Linked DNA regions of Mus musculus: region 2 is linked to region 1. Evidence: chromatin loops called from intact Hi-C (ENCODE). Cell type or tissue: gastrocnemius. All regions are shown on one strand. Links, peaks and the distances in the headings refer to the core of each region. The heading gives the core; the rest is flanking DNA.

What was found. A loop is a pair of places that touch in the nucleus more often than their neighbours do. Peaks named below come from ENCODE experiments on the same cell type or tissue, not always from the same donor. Only the 100,000 strongest peaks of a DNase experiment are listed, where the experiment ranks them.
Region 2: a loop joins it to region 1, with 2.9 times the contacts of the local background. A loop is called at or near these places in 16 of 42 quality-filtered maps.

The regions. Positions count from the first base shown.
Region 1 is chr8:84,841,629-84,849,955 of GRCm38, forward strand. Calr (calreticulin) reads right to left here and starts at 5,303. Exons shown (of 9, transcript NM_007591.3): 1 at 5,080-5,303; 2 at 4,622-4,723; 3 at 4,234-4,437; 4 at 3,243-3,337; 5 at 2,946-3,155; 6 at 2,750-2,863; 7 at 2,437-2,580; 8 at 1,316-1,408; 9 at 460-1,216. The coding sequence starts at 5,170. The coding sequence ends at 1,019. It overlaps 1700122E12Rik (a long non-coding RNA gene), which reads left to right and starts at 5,519. Exons shown (of 3, transcript XR_106144.5): 1 at 5,519-5,692; 2 at 6,442-6,667. In gastrocnemius, for the core only: CTCF peaks have their summits at 4,200 (motif pointing right) and 5,494 (motif pointing left); DNase peaks (open chromatin) are centred at 4,260 and 5,416; H3K4me3 peaks cover 3,660 bases; H3K27ac peaks cover 2,727 bases.
Region 2 is chr8:84,898,155-84,906,481 of GRCm38, forward strand. It overlaps Klf1 (Kruppel-like factor 1 (erythroid)), which reads left to right and starts at 3,828. Exons shown (of 3, transcript NM_010635.3): 1 at 3,828-3,961; 2 at 4,535-5,348; 3 at 6,610-7,137. The coding sequence starts at 3,875. The coding sequence ends at 6,785. It overlaps Gm39213 (predicted gene, 39213), which reads left to right. Exons shown (of 3, transcript NR_168730.1): 3 at 1,727-1,997. In gastrocnemius, for the core only: a CTCF peak has its summit at 5,028; DNase peaks (open chromatin) are centred at 4,597 and 5,036; H3K4me3 peaks cover 1,542 bases; H3K27ac peaks cover 1,535 bases.

The sequences.
Region 1 (8,327 bases), core at 115-8,114:
GTGTCCAACTGAACTACATAACCCAATCCTGGAATCTATCTTTATCAGCTCAGTCCTAGAACCATGGGCCCTTGGGGAAAGTAGATCACTGTCCCTGAGCTCAGTCAGTCCCTTTGACTATTATCTACCAGCATGCACCCCACTACTGTGAACTTTGCTCAGCTTTCCTAGGTGTCAGTCCAACAGATCCATCCCACTTTTAACCAAGATGGCTAATATTTGAATTCACTAAATTCTAGTCAGTCTGTCAATGAGGTCTGTGCTAGAATCAAAACTTACACGTCTATGAGTTTAGGATCAAGACCTGATGGCTACTCTCCCATTTAGAGACTATGGGATACATATAAATGACATTTCTGAGACTCTGCAAACTCCAGTAGCTGAAACATACGTCACCCGCACCTGAGAAAGGCTGCTTTTAGCTCCTGATGTACATCCTCCCAGAGAAGGAGACACAATAGGGAAGACACAAAACTTAATTTAATAGAAATTTTGTTTGTAGTTCTTACACTCTCAGTGTGAGCTGTGCTAGAACTGGCTGCCCCACAAGTGGCCCAGTCCTGGGGGCAAGGGAGAAAGGGGATGAGAAGAGCCCCATTCTTCCTCAGTGCGGGGGGAGGGAAAACACCACCCCCTTCTCCTGCCCTCCTCTGAGATGCAGGAAGGAGAGCAGATGAAATCTCAAGCCTAGGGCTTCTCCTCTACACCCCTGTTCCTAGAGTTGGAGGGTAGTGACCAAAAGATGGAGAAAGGGAGGGACAGAAGGAAAAGATGTTGATTCAAAAATGAGAAACCAGATGAGGGCTGAAGGAGAATTAAAGACAAACACCAGTAAAAAAAAAAAGGGGGGGGGGTAATGGGGGAGGCAGGGGAACAAAATCAGAATCTACCCCAGATCTGAACCTGCCTGGAAAAAATGAAAAGTTCTTGAGTCTCATAGAGACATTATTGGGAGCAGCCAGCTCTGCGGCAGGGTGTTCAGGCCTCAGTCCAGCCCTGAAGGCAGGTGGTGTGGCCTCTACAGCTCATCCTTGGCTTGGCCAGGGGATTCTTCCTCATCTTCCTCCTTCTCATCTTCTTCGTCCTCATCTTCATCTCTGTCATCATCATCCTCTTTATCCTCAGCTTCTTCTTCCTCTTTACGCTTCTTGTCCTCTTCTTCTTCCTTAAGCCTCTGCTCCTCATCCTGCTTGTCCTTCATCTGCTTCTCTGCAGCCTGTGAGGACCAACCAACCATATCTTTTAATACCTGGCTCAAATCTGTCTGCCAGTCCTCCCAGATGACCCCTAGAGTAAACAAAGAGCTCTGACCCACCTTGGTAACACCCCACGTCTCATTGCCAAACTCCTCTGCATAGGCCTCATCATTGGTGATGAGGAAATTGTCAAAGATTGTCCCGGACTTGACCTGGGAAAGAACGGAAAGACAGGTGGTCAGCAGTGACTTCTGGCAGTCCTGGCTCTGGACAGGCCTCTATTCCCACCTTTCCTAGTCTTTGAATCCACCAAAATGTGTGGGGCAGCAGGGTGTGGTAGGACATGCCTTAGATCCCAGCTCTGAGAAGACAGACTACTTGTGGAGGTCCAAGCCAACAGGATTATAGTGAGATCATGTCCAAAAGAAAAGTGGGTGGGACAGGCAAGTATGTAAGTTGATGCACTGAGAAGGTAGGCAGAAGTAAAGAATTTTAGGCCAGTCAGTACATACCATACATACATACACCAAGACCAGCCTGCCTGGCTGGGGGTTGCGGGGTGGGGGGAGCTGTGATCCTGGGAGCATTACAGTTTAGAAGCCATGCTTCCAGAACTCACACCCTAATGACCTGGATGGACTACTGGCTTCACTTTCCACACTACTTTCTCTATAAAACAGGCATTCTGGGGCTCTCTTTTTCCAACTCATGCCAAGAACTGGCCTAGACACAAAACATCAACAACAAAAACTCGGTACCAATGTTTCTTAAAATCTTATTTGGTTATGTAGCCAGGGTGGGCAGTGAGCAGAGCTGTAACTGGGTAATCCCAGGTGATTTTGCAGGGGCACTTTGGCAAAAGACTTAGCACATGCCAAGTAGCCCTGCAGAAAAGAGAAAAGTGCTCAGTGGAGGCAGAGATAGCTCAGCAAATGAAGGCACTTGGTTGCCAAGATTTTTTTAATGACCAGAGTTGATTCCAAGGACTCACATAGTGAAGAGAACCAACTTCTCTGATAAGTTTTCCTCTGACCTCTATATAACCATACACATAAAAATGCTTTAACAATAAACCATCTTTCTTGAGTAAGAAAAAGGAGATAAAACAGGAAATGCCTCATTAGGCGGACCATTTCAGAACACCTTAGGGTTGGTGCCTCTGCCTGTTCTTCCCTCCAGATAAACCAGTATGATCCTGACTTGAGGTCTGCCAGGAACCCTTGTCTTTCCTATGTCTCACCTGCCAGAGATCTAGGCCCAGTACAGCAAAACTATCATAGGCATAGATATTTGCATCGGGGGAGTATTCAGGGTTGTCAATTTCTGGGTGTATCCAGGTACCCTTGTAATCTGGGTTGTCAATTTGACGTGGTTTCCACTCGCCCTGTAGAAGAAAACCAGATGAATAGAGAGGCAGACACATCCCACAGTACAGCCAACAACCCCGACTAGGACCCCAAGGCCTATCTTGGTTTGTTTCTGCAGTGCAACATTAATCATAGCACCCAAGGAAACATCCCACCAGGGAGCCACACCCAAACACCCAAGCCTACCTTGTATTCAGGATTTTGAATCACTGGTGGTTCCCACTCTCCATCCATCTCTTCATCCCAGTCCTCAGGCTTCTTAGCATCAGGGTCAGGGATGTGCTCTGGCTTGTCCCAGTCCTAGGAGTACACGTGGAGGTCAAAGTGGACCCAGATGTCCTCCATTCTATGACAGAGGTGGAGCTACCCTCCCAACACTAACCTCAGGCTTGGAATCTGTGGGGTCATCGATCTTGGCTCGTTCATCCCAGTCTTCCGGCTTGGCAGCATCAGGGTCCTTTATCTTCTTGGGTGGCAGAAAGTCCCAATCATCCTCCAAGGAGCCTGACTCCACCTGGCTGTTGTCAATTTTCACCTCATAGGTGTTGTCTGGCCGCACAATCAGTGTGTATAGGTGTGTGAATTCATCATCCTGAAGAGGGAAGGAGGTGAGCAGTCCCTCCCACCAGGCTGCCGGGACCTCCCATGACAGCCATTTAAATGACTACCCCAGGCACACCTTACACCGGATATCCTTGTTGATCAGCACATTCTTGCCCTTGTAGTTAAAGATGACATGAACCTTCTTGGTGCCAGGACCGCAGATGTCCGGACCTATGTAGGAAGCATATGCAGGCTGATGGCAGGCTCTATCCTTTGAGAAAGGGAGACCTAACCTCATCTATTTGTGACTATATACCATGCATACACAGGAGCCTGCAGAGGTCTGAAGTGGGCACGGGAGTCACAGGACACTGTGTGAGTGCTGGGAACTGAGCTTGTGTTCTCTGAAACCACTGAATTCTATCTCCAGCTCTTATTTTATTTTTGACAGAGGAGACTGTTACATTTAACTGAAGCTGCCTTTAAAGTTCTGATCTACTTCAGTGGTCTGAATGCTGGAATTACACATATACACAGCCATCGCTATCCAGAAATAAAAACCTGTTTTGGTTGGGGTTTGTTTGTTTTTTTGAGACAGGTTCTCTATACAAAGTCCTAACTGTTCAGGAACAGTTATACATCTGACTTCAATGCATCCATTAAAGGCATAAAAGACTACAAATCTGAAACGATTACCATTCTGGGGCCAGCAAATGGCTCAGTGGTAAATTAGGTACTTGCCACTAAGCCTGACAATCCAAATTTGATCCTAGAACCCAGATGACAAAAGAGATTTCCAAAGTTGCCCTCTGACCTTCACACTAGCACACCCTTTCATACTTGAGTACAGAAGAAATATGCACATGCTCAGATTTTTCACTGATTTTTAGACCCTGTCATTAGCATCATTTCTAAAATTATTAACACGTAGAAAATATCATACAAATGAACAATATAAGTCTTCAAGTAATATTGTACACCAACTAATAAAGTTGTCCTTCAGGACAAAAATTTTCATCATTCAAGTGCTTTCCATGGTATGAAGATCAGCATTCTGGTTACAAAGGGTTTCAGTCTGCACCCACTGTCCAACCGGCAGAGGTCAGCACTGGCTGGGGGCCCCTCACCAAACATGATGTTATATTCTGAGTCTCCATGCATGTCCTTCTGGTCCAAACCACTCGGAAACAGCTTCACGTAGCCGCCCCCACAGTCGATATTCTGCTCATGCTTCACCGTGAACTGTACCACCAGTGTCTGGCCCTTATTGCTGAAGGGTTCGAATTTGGCGGACAGTGCGTAAAATCGGGCATCTTGGCTTGTCTGCAGCCCTGTGATGAAATGGGACTGTCATCAGGTGAACCCGGAATACCCTAGACCTAGAGGGGCACGGCTGACCTCCCTTCCTTCCTCCACCTGTCCTTGGCTCCCGTGTTCCTGGGAAAAGCCCCAACAAGATGTATGTGCTGACTACAGCTTCCTCCAGGAAGTTGTCCTGCACCCACTCCCTTGTACCTTTATCCTTCTCCAGGTCCCCGTAAAATTTGCCAGAACTGAGGACAAATTTGCCAAAATCGGACTTATGTTTGGATTCGACCCAGCGGTTGGTCCAGGCATCTGAAAGGGAAGGGCATAGAGTCAGATTAGCGGGGCCGTCCGACCCCCGCCCCCATAACCAACGTCTGTCAGGAGCTACAAGCAGGTGGGGGTGGGGAAGGGGATTCCCATCCCAACCTCAAACTTGACATCTCGATGGGCTTCAGGTCCTTGGACGAATCCTAACTCTGGGGGCGGGAAACGGCTGAGCCTTCCTAGTCCCACAAGGACGCACACATGGAACCGCCCGCGGCCCTAGTCCCTCTGGGGCCACAGTGTTGGCCCTCTGAACGGTAATTACATTACACACGACGAGGCAGCCGAGGTCTCGGGGCCCAGCAGTCGCTAAGCGGCCTCGAGACGGGCCCAGACCTTACCTCCGTCCAAGAACTGCTCTTTGAAATAGATGGCAGGGTCTGCGGCGGCCAGGCCGAGGAGGCCAAGCAGGAGCGGCACCGAAAGGAGCATGGCGGGCCGAGGGGGCGGCGGCACACAGGCCTTTTAAGACGATCTTCAGGCAGCGGCTCTGCGGTATTGACGGACGCGGCCACCGCCGCTTCAATTTATATTCACCTACCTCTCACCCGAACCTGACACAGCCGCTGAGCCCGCCCCTCGGTCCTTTTGACTGGTTTAGACCTACAGCTGTCCCTTTCCATTGCTTCCCAGTTGGCTCAGCAAGTTAGGCTGTGGCTCGGAACGCTGGGATCCCAGATGGCTGATTTCTATTGGTCGCACTATGGGCCAATGAGGGTCGACCACGCGTTGTGGGGGACGCCCCCTGGTGGGGTGGGGGCCGCTAGCCCACTCAGGCACGGTCACGTGACTGAACCTCAGCCCAACCCCGCCCTTGCTGCTGAGAGTCTCTGGCTCGCTAGGAGTCGTTTAAAGAATCCGCGCGAGCGGTACCAGGTGTTAACCGTGCGGTGCGGGACCGAGACGGGTCCTTAGCTTCGGCCCTTTCCCATCCTCTCTGGTCAGAGGGAAGAAGTAAGGATTATTTGCAACTTTCACGTTCCGTCTGTCCTGCACCTAGGGAACGCCCACCGATGGCGAGCGTTTCCTATTCAGGATAAGGTCAAGGGCCAGCCAGGATCCTGAGGTTTCGCTGCATTCTGGTTCCACAGTTGTTCAGGCCATAGAGAACGTACCAGCTTTCTCCTCTCGTCCCGTAGTTCCCTGCAGCCTGTGTGACATGATACAAGTCATTTCGCCTCCCTGAAATGTCAGAAGCCAACAGGGGTGACCCTGAGCTATCTTGACAGAAATGCTTTTAAACCTTTTAGGGCTGTCCACGGTTCAAGAGCAGGAAACACAGAAGTCTCAGGGGTGTGAGTGTAAGCGTGTTTTCTTGGGTGAGAAGTAGGGGTTTTTTGATTTTTGTTTTTTTTTTTTTTCTCTTTCTCTTAAGCTGGAGAATGAAAGGAGTCACTTCTTGTGGTCTCCCACAAACGACTTGGCTTTTGCAATAAACGGCAGAAGGCAAGGGGTGCCGTTTGAGGAGGAAAAAGGACACAGATGGCTATGGTGATAGTTCTAGTGAGATAAGCAGGACCCTTGGATCTGGAGTCCTCTGACTCAAATCATGTGACTCTGCCTGCTGCCTGGAGGAGGAAGAACAGTACCTGTAGGGGATGGGGGATGGGAGGTGTTTCCAAACTGAGGAATTGGGAACCCTGAAACAAGACTATGAACTGCGCAGAAGGAATCCTTACAAAAATGGCGTGCTTCCTTTGCAGTGAGAGGAACTCAGTCAAGCAATGACACTTGAGGTCAAGAAGCTGGGTCTCCACCCTGTCCCCCAGGCAGTGTACAGAACTCAGCATTGCTGGTGAAGGTCCCACTGGAGGACACCCAAGTTCAACATGATCTTGACAGACCTGTGACTGACCTGACCCTCCCTCCAGTCCTGTGCCACTGACACATATGCTTGATGCCTTCTGCTTTGTCCTAGTACCCAAGACGGTGAGTGAAGCAGGGGTCAAAAGTTCAGTTCTCAGCTGCATAGTGAGTTTGAGGCCAGCCTGGGTTAAATGATACACTGCTTTAACACAATGAAATAAAGGACAGGAGAGATTGGTTTGGAGCACTGGCTGCTCTTCTGAATGACCCCAGTCCTATTCCCAGCACACACACATGAAGGATCAAAACCAGGTAATTTGAGTTTCAGAGGGTCTGAAGCCCTATTCTGTGGGCACCAGATGTGTAAATAGTACAGAGACATACGTGCAGGCAAAACATCTATACAAATAAAATAAAAATTAAAAGCTTTAAAAAAAAAACAAACCCTGAATGTGGTAATGCACAACTGTAAACGCAGTATACTTCAGCAGGATAGCAGGCAGGAACATGAGAATCACACTTGACCAGCTTGCTTGCAATGCAGCAGGAGAAAAGAAGAGAGACCCTGTGTCAGATAAGGTGGACGGTGAGAGCCGGTGTCCTCTGACCTCCACACTATGTTGTGATGTGTAATGCAGGTACATGCACACAAACACTATATTCTCTTTTCTTTTTTTTTAAAGATTTATTTATTTATTATATGTAAGTACACTGTAGCTGTCTTCAGACACACCAGAAGAGGGCATTGGATCCCATTACAGATAGTTGTGAGCCACCATGTGGTTGCTGGGATTTGAACTCAGGATCTTCGGGAGAGCAGTCTATGATCTTAACCACTGAGCCATCTCTCCAACCCCTCACTTTTTTTTTCTTTTTCTTTTTCTTTTTCTTTTTTTAATTAAGAAAATCAGGTAGGGCTGATGAGATGGCTCAGCAGGTAAGAGCACTGACTGCTCTTCCGAAGGTCCTGAGTTCAAATCCCAACAACCATACGGTGGCACACAACCATCTGTAATGAGATCTAACGCCCTCCTCTGGTGTGTCAGAAGACAGCTACAGTGTACTTACGTATTATAATAAATAAATCTTTGGGCCTGAGCGAGCAGGGTTGACCAGAGTGAGTGAGGCCGACCTAAGCGAGCAGAGGTCCTAAATTCAATTCCCAACAACCACATGAAGGCTCACAACCATCTGTACAGCTACAGTGCACTCATATACATAAAACAAATAAATAAATCTTTGTAAAAAAAAAAATCAGGTATGGTAGCACATCTTTAATCACAGCATTGGGAGGGCCGGGGTTCTAGTGGATCTCTGTGAGTTCCAGGTCAGCCTGGTGTACTTACTGTAGTCTAGGTCTGCCAGACTTACACAGTGAAACCGTGTCACAAGAGAAAAAAAAATCATTGGGGGAAAACAAATTTTTGAAGCTGAGAGAAAGGGGCCTAAATTGATGAAACCTGAATACATGACTTAACTATAGGGTTGGAATTAGGAAGTGCTAGAAATAATGTGTAACAGGCTCAAATCATGTTTTGGAGTGTCTCAGAACTGGGGATGTATACCTCTGTGATAGAGCCCTTGTCTAGCAAAGCGTGAGGTTTGCGTTTCATCACTATACTGGAAAAAAGTCTGAAGCATGGTCCACTGTTAGATTGTTGTTACCAAATACTGTGTGCATCTGTTGACATGGTATTGCTTCTCACAACAAACCAGGTTCCTTTACACCCGTCAGGAAGACTGAGGGACAGGAATATTAAGTTGTTTATTTAATATTTAACCA
Region 2 (8,327 bases), core at 162-8,161, 57 kb after region 1:
GAGCTGGGATTCCAGGCCTGTGCCACCACACCTGGCTCTCTTGATGGTTTCTTGTCTACATAGTTCAGTGTAAGCTTGTATTCTCTGTTAGTTACTGTGTATCTAGGCAGTACTCAGCAAGGTGGTTTTCTATTTGGGTGTGGCTATTCTCTTTGGAAACTTTTGTTTTAATTTTTCTGTAATTGTAGTTGTTTGGTTTTATTATTATCTTTATTTATTTATTTATTTATTTATTTATTTATTTATTTATTTATTTATTTGTGAGAGGCTAGCTAAAGCCTTTCTTATTAATGCCAAAAGAACTGAAGCAGGAAATCACGGTGGTTACACAGCCCAGCACCTAAGCCCAATTTACAGGACAAGGCTCATTTTTATTATTAGAGCTCCTTTGGTAACAGAGAAGGCTGCTCACAGCCAGCATGCTCAAGGTTGTATAAAGCACAACAATGTTATTTGTCTTCAGAAAAACATCTGAGGTGTGGGAACATCATTTACCCTGACTATGCTCTAGAGATGGAGGAAGGTCTCAGGCACTCCTGGGTCCCTTCCACTAGGAGTTGAAACATACATTATGTTGTAACACAAATCCTTCTTGAGAAACATCAACACCAGATGTTCCTAGGCCCCTTCTCAAATTCACTTTATCTTCACATAATTCACCTTAATTCAAACCCCAACATCAAACCAGAGCTGGTGCATGCTAAGCACATGCTCTGCCCCAGAGTGCATGCTAAGCACATGCTCTGAGCTACACCCTTTACGACGATCTCACGAGATCCTGCTCTAATGGGGTGCTGGTGGTTGTCTAGGGGATCTTGAGGTCTTTTCCTGGCAGATGAAAGATTGAAAGTCCGTGAAAGAAAGAAAATTGAGCTGCAGAGAAAGCAAACGTAACTTTATCACTTGGGTAGGAGAGACGCTAGGTCTGGGTGGCTAAATAGACTGGCTTAGGTAGTTTATCGTCTCTTTGGGTTCTCCCCTTTCTCTTACTGGTCCTGTTTAGAGCACACACTCTCTCACCCTTAACAGTAAAACAAAACCTTCTGACTCTCCCCTTATACAACAGGGACTGCATCATCACCCTGGGCTTTCTGACACTATGTATAGTTCTCCACTTGGTCACCTCCCTTATCCTGCAGCCCTTGGCCTCTTCAACCCCTAATTCCTGTGAATCTGACTATGCCCTGTGCAGGTGGGGCTATATAAGAAAACTTTCCTATCAAAGGTTCTGTGGAGGTTTAAGGATGGTCCTAATAGGGGACTGGAGAGAAGTGGGAAAGAGCACCCTGTTTGCTCTTCCAGAGGTCCTGAGTTCAATTACAAGCAACCACATGGTGGCTCACAACCATCTGTAATGGGACCCAACGCCCTCTTCTGCTGTGTCTGAAGACAGTGACAGTGTACTCATATACATAAATAAAATAATAAAATAATTAAATAAAAAGAATAGTCCCCGTAGCTGGATGGTGGTGGCATACACCTTTAATCCGAGCATTCTAGAAGCAGAGGGAGTTCGAGGTCAGCCTGGTCTGCTAAACAAGTTCCAGGCTACACAGAGACTTTGTCTTGAAAAAACAAAAACAATAAATCCCAGAATGGCCCCCAAAGGCTCATATATTGAATGCCTAATTACCAGAGAGTGGCACTTTTTGAAAGGGTTGTAAGAATTGGGAAGTGTGTCGCTGGAGGTTGGCTTTGAGGTTCAAAGTCTCTCTCTCTCTCTCAGGATGTTTCTCTCAGTTATTGGACCAGCTCCTGCCTTCATGCCACCATGCTCCCCACTATGATAATGGACTACACCTATGAAAATGTGAGCAAGCCCCAGTAAAATGTCTTCTTTGGTTGTGGCTCATAATCATCTGTAATGGGATATGATGGACTCTTCTGGTGTGTCTGGGGACAGCAACAGTGTACTCATACAATCAATCAATCAATCAATCAATAAATAAATGCAGATTCAGTGGGCAATGTAGCACCACAGTGTCCTGTGACAAACACTTCTACTGAGTTTCAGAATGTTTCTGTCCTCCCAAATGAGACTTTGTCTCCTAGCAGTCTCCTGCCCCAGCCTCTGGGAAGCACTGCTCGTCCTGACCTGTTCTGGCAATTATATAGACAAAATAATGAGGCATGTAACCTTCCATGGTTGCCTGCCCTCCTCCATTAGCCTGTTGTCCTCCGGTTACTCGTCTTAGCACACTGATTGTTGGGGCGTGTGTCTAGTGTGTGCTTGAGCATGCGTGCAGCCCAGCGGTCAGGGTTGATGGTCTCTTCCTTCGTTTTCTTTACCTTATTTCCTATGCTGGGCCTGACACTGGACCTGATCGGCTAGGCTGACTATCCAGTGAGCACCAGGTATCTTCCCGTTTCCATCTGTCTAGCACTAGTCTTAGACATGCACAGTGACACTTGGCTTTTGTGTCAGTGCCAGGGATCTGAACCTAGGTCTTTATGCTTTTCTTTTAAAGTTAATACGGTGCAAGCACTCCATGAAGCTAAGTCCCCAGCACTGTTTTACCCTTGTTGTCGTCTTTCGAGACAAAGACTATGTAGCCCTGGTTGTCCTGGAACTTATTATGTAGACCAAACAGACCTTTCAAATTCATAGAGATCCACCAGCCTCTGCTTTCCAAGTGCTGGGATTAAAGGCATCACTACCATGCCTGACTAGGTACCATTTTCTATAATGGATCTGATGTCCCCTATGGACACCGAGCAATGATGGTGTATGTGTGATATTATTGTACCCGTGACACCCCATTTCCCTACCCTGACTCATAGGGCACCAGAATAGAAGTATGGGAATAGCAGGCCATCTATCATGGGGTCCCGCACACAATGAGCCGTTAGGCAGAGTCAGGGCTGAGCTCTTCTGAACGGCATACTAGCTGCAGCTCCATCTATGGGTCCTAGCCCACCACACTGTAAACTTCCTAGCCATCCCCTTCAGCTCCATGCAGTAGCCAGTGAGGGTCCTCAGAGCCCCAGAGTGGGCTGATTTGAGGGGACTCCTTTTGCTAAACAGCTCAGACCTCAACACAACAGAGCAATTCAAAGCTAAAATAATTTGTGGCACCAACCCCCAGCTCTTCTGCTCAAGGAGGAACAGAGCTATGGTTGTTCTGGGCCCCCTACCTGATAGCGGCCTGAAACATCTGGTGTGTCTGATAATGCCTGAAAGGGAGCCGGTGCCAAGGCCCGCCACTAGCACCGTTGCTGCTGTTGTCTGGGAGAGTAAGGACTGCAGTGGTCTCCATGGGGGTCAAAGGGTCCCAAAGACCTTTCCCAAGAAATCTATCCTTCCTGGTCCACTCCTTGGAGAGAGACTTGAAACCAAACCAGAGGGGTCTTCTCAGTCCTGTGGGAGGTGGGGTGGGGGTGGGGAGCAGCGACCAGGACTTTTCTTTACCCAACCTGAATCCTAAAACTTTGAAGCCCCTATTCCTTGACATCTGATTGACTTTACATACAGGGTTGGTTTTCAGGGACCAGTTTGAAAACAGGCCAGGGTGAGGTCTATTCCTTGAAAGTGACACATCACAACTTTAATCCCAGCACTCAGGAGACAGAGGTAGGCAGATGTCTGTGAGTTCTAGGCCAGCCTGGTCTACATAAGCCAGTCCAGGACAGCCAGGGCTCAGTTACACAGAGAAACCCTGTTTCGAAAACCTTAAAAAAAAAAAAAAAGAAGCACACCACACACATATCGCACACACCCCTCCTTTGCCGTTTTGCTTTGCCTGGGTCTTATCAGGGAAGACAGCCAATCAGATGTGGGCAGACAGGAGCCCTCCAAGAAACTTTCCTAGCCTCATAGCCCATGAGGCAGAAGAGAGAGAGGAGGCCTGAGGTCCAGGGTGGACACCAGCCAGCCATGGCCTCAGCTGAGACTGTCTTACCCTCCATCAGTACACTCACCACCCTGGGACAGTTCCTGGACACCCAGGAGGACTTCCTCAAGGTGGGGCCAGTGTGAGTGTGTGGGAGGGGGCAGGTGGTCTTGCATAGGGCATAGTGCTTAGGGGTGGGGCGTCTATCTTACTTTAATATCCTCTGCTCTGTTTTTTGGGGGTGGAGGAGTGGGAGAGCCTCTGAGCCTTGTTTGGGGGAGATGTTCTAGGGGTCTGAGATCAAGGTGAGGCCTATTTCTCCAACAGGAAGCAGAATTCTAAGCTCTATATCTTAAGAGACTAGGCTCATAGAGACAAAGGTCCAGATAAAGGTGTCCTGGGATTTCCAGGCTTTGAGCTGTAATTTTCTGGGCTATGTGAAGACAGGGAAAGGCTAGGGAAAACGGAGTCGAAGCTGTCCCCTTTGACTCAGAACTCTGCAACCCCTTCTCCCATCCTGAATACTATTCTTGGTAAGTGTCTTAGCTGTCTCTAGCAAGACCTAATGGAGTTGTCTGGAGCTGAGAAAGGGGTTAGGGGAACCGTGTGGGTAAATGACAGGCACCAACGGTGTTTCCAGCCAGGGTTGTTTGAGGGCCAGGTACCCAGTGCCTACCATTCAAGCAGTACGCTCCCTCCCGCAGTGGTGGCGGTCTGAGGAGACGCAGGATTTGGGGCCGGGGCCCCCGAATCCCACGGGGCCGTCCCATCACGTGAGTCTGAAATCGGAGGACCCTTCCGGAGAGGACGATGAGAGGGACGTGACCTGTGCGTGGGACCCGGATCTTTTCCTTACAAACTTTCCAGGTTCCGAGTCTCCCGGCACTTCCCGGACCTGTGCCCTGGCGCCCAGCGTGGGGCCAGTGGCACAGTTCGAGCCGCCTGAGTCTCTGGGCGCCTATGCGGGTGGCCCAGGGTTGGTGACTGGGCCTTTGGGCTCCGAGGAGCACACAAGCTGGGCGCACCCGACTCCGAGACCCCCAGCCCCTGAACCCTTCGTGGCCCCTGCCCTGGCCCCGGGACTCGCTCCCAAGGCTCAGCCCTCGTACTCCGACTCGCGAGCGGGCTCCGTAGGGGGCTTCTTCCCGCGGGCGGGGCTTGCGGTGCCCGCAGCTCCAGGCGCCCCCTATGGGCTGCTGTCGGGATACCCCGCGCTGTACCCCGCGCCACAGTACCAAGGCCACTTCCAGCTCTTTCGCGGGCTCGCGGCGCCTTCTGCTGGTCCCACGGCGCCCCCTTCCTTCTTGAATTGTCTGGGACCTGGGACTGTGGCCACAGAACTCGGGGCCACTGCGATCGCCGGAGACGCAGGCTTGTCCCCGGGAACTGCGCCGCCCAAACGCAGCCGGCGAACTTTGGCACCTAAGAGGCAGGCGGCACATACGTGCGGGCACGAAGGCTGCGGGAAGAGCTACACCAAGAGCTCGCACCTCAAGGCGCACCTGCGCACGCACACGGGTAAGGGCGGGGCCAGACGGGCGGGGGCGGGGCGGGAGCCGCTAGTGAACGAAGGGAGGGGCCGGAGGGTAGTCAGAGGCGTGGCTAAAGGCGGCCCCAGTTCTAGGGGTCGTGAAGACCGCACCTGAGACACTGGGTCAAGTCTAGAAGGGGCGATTCCAGACCCAAATGGGCTAATACAAACACTCGGGAGGCAGAGGCAGGTGGATAGCAGTGACTTCGAGGCCATTTGGGCTATTATAGCGAGTTTCAGCAGCCTGAGCTACTTAGTGAGATCCTGGTTCATAAATAAATAGGTGTAACAGAGGACCTGGGGAACACTTTGGGGACTTCGGTGTTAGAAGTGGATGTGTAAGGCCTGGGTTAGAGATGGGAGAAGAAACTAGAGGGGTGAACCCGAAAGGTACAAGCTTGGAATGCCAGAGCTCAGGATATAGCCAGTATTTACATGCATGCTCGAGCTGGAACCATCTGGGATCAGGAGGTTGAGACACTCAAGTAAAATCAGTTTCAGGGGCAACTGACAGAGGTCCCAGAGTTAAGAAAAGAAGAGAAGGGGGCTGGAGAGATGGCTCAGTGGTTAAGAGCACTGACTGCTCTTCCAGAGGTCCTGAGTTTAAATCCCAGCACCACATGGTGGCTCACAACCATCTGTAATGGGATCCGATGCCCTCTTCTGGTGTGACTGAAGACAGCTACAGTGTACTTACATATAATAAATAAATAAATTAAAAAAAAAAAGAAAGAAAGAAAAAAGAAAAGAAGAGAAGGAAATGCTGAGAGACAGGGCCTAGAAAGAGAAACGGGGTCATCCCAGGACTGGAAGACAGCTGAGGGTCTCCCAAGCATGGCAGGGCACGCAACAGGCTGTAACAGGAAGAGAGGGAATCACCAGAGACAGGGCCTTGAACACTGGGGTGGATTTCTGGGCTTGAACCAAGTTGAGGAACAAGACTGGATATCATCGGGAGGCTCTGCCAGAGCAAGAAATAGCTGCAACGCGGAGAACAAAGAACGAAGGTGCAGCCACATAAAAAGGCAGGGAACTAGCACACCGGAAGTGGGATAGGAGACCGGAAGTGAGAAAACTGCAGGATTGCAGCTGTAGATACAGAAAAGGATTGAGTCACAGAAGGCAGGATTATGTGACCTTTTAACTGTGTGGGCTAGGTATGTCCTAAGACTTGGCTCTACTTCATCAAGGGTGCAAACTGGAGCTGGGTTGCTTGGAGGGTGGTACTTACAGCTCCCTGTCCTTCAGGAGAGAAGCCTTATGCCTGCTCCTGGGACGGCTGTGACTGGAGGTTCGCTCGCTCAGACGAACTGACGCGCCACTACCGGAAGCACACTGGACATCGTCCCTTCTGCTGTGGCCTCTGCCCACGTGCTTTTTCACGCTCTGACCACTTAGCTCTGCACATGAAGCGTCACCTCTGAGTGATCCTGCACAAGGACTGGGGATGAAATAAGAGTGGATCCAAGGACCGTATCCCAAAAGATGGGCCATTATATAGTCCTACCCAGATCAAAAACTGACCAGAAGACCATACAAAGGAGCCTTCAGGACAAACCTCACATGTCCTCAGGGAGCCCCACACATGGCCCCACAGACCCAGCAATATAGACCACCAGATAAATCAACTCAAATGGACCCCTAGACCAGAGGAGTGACCCTGTGTCCTGGACGCAGATGGACTGGGGTGAGATTTCCTAAGATCTAGAAGGGAGCTTCACACTGTGCCCATCTGCTAGGATTGTTGTCGTTACTATAAAAATTTCCCATATAAAACCAGTGTCTGCCTCACTGTAGTATGGAGCTGGAAATTACGAGAAGCATTGAGTCCCCCGGCAGGTGACACACTTACCTGTACACACACCTCCTAAACTTTCTAAAATTCATTCACTTCTGATGACACTCCCCCATCCCCTTCCCCCACCATCACCCCCACCCCAGCAGCCTCCTCCATCAAGATCAGCCTTCCAATCCTGTCACCTGTTGTCAAGCCAGTGATGAGATACTCACAACTATTATCTTTGCCCTTCTCCCTTTTCTTCCTAAGACAGGATCTTACTATGTAGCCCTGGTTGGCCTGAAATTATGTAGACCAGGCTGGCATCAACCTCACAGAGATCATCCTATCCTCCTGCCTCTGCCTCCTGAGTGCTGATTTTAAAGATGTGGGTGATCATATGTCCAATATGTCCATTTCCTCGGCCAAAGTGGGTCAATAGTCACAGAGGTAGTTTAGGCCTGTAATCTGAGCTGTTTACGAGGCTGAGGCTGGAGGCAAATTTGACACTGGCCTGTAATACAGAACAAGGTCAAAGTCATACTGGGAAATTTAGTCAGTTTCTGGCTCGCTCTCTCTCTCTCTCTCTCTCTCTCTCTCTGTGTATCTTTCTTTCTCTGAGAAAAGGTTTCTCTGTATAGCTTTGACTGTCTGGGAACTCACTCTATAGATCAGGCTGGTACTGAGATCTCAGAGATCTACCTGCTTCAGCCTCCTGAATATTTTTTGTTTGTTTGTTTTCTTCATGTCTCAGAAAGTTAACAACAACAGCAAACCGCTGTGCATGGTGGTATATGTGTTTAATCCCAGCACTTGGAAGCACTAGGTGACCCTCAAGGCCAGCTAGAGCTATATAACCTAGAGACTTTGTCTTTTAAATCTTTTTTTTTTATTTTTATTTTTTTAGATTTATTTATTTATTATATGTAAGTACACTGTAGCTGTTGTCTTCAGACGCACCAGAAGAGGGCATCAGATCTCATTACGGGTGGTTGTGAGCCACCATATGGTTGCTGGGATTTGAACTTCAGACCTTCAGAAGAGCAGTCGGGTGCTCTTACCCACTGAGCCATCTCACCAGCCCGACTTTGTCTTTTAAAAAGGTAGGAAAAAAGCTGTGCAGTGGTGGTACACGTTTTTAATTCCAGCATCCTCTGCACTTGGGAGGCAAAGGCAGGCCGATTTCTGA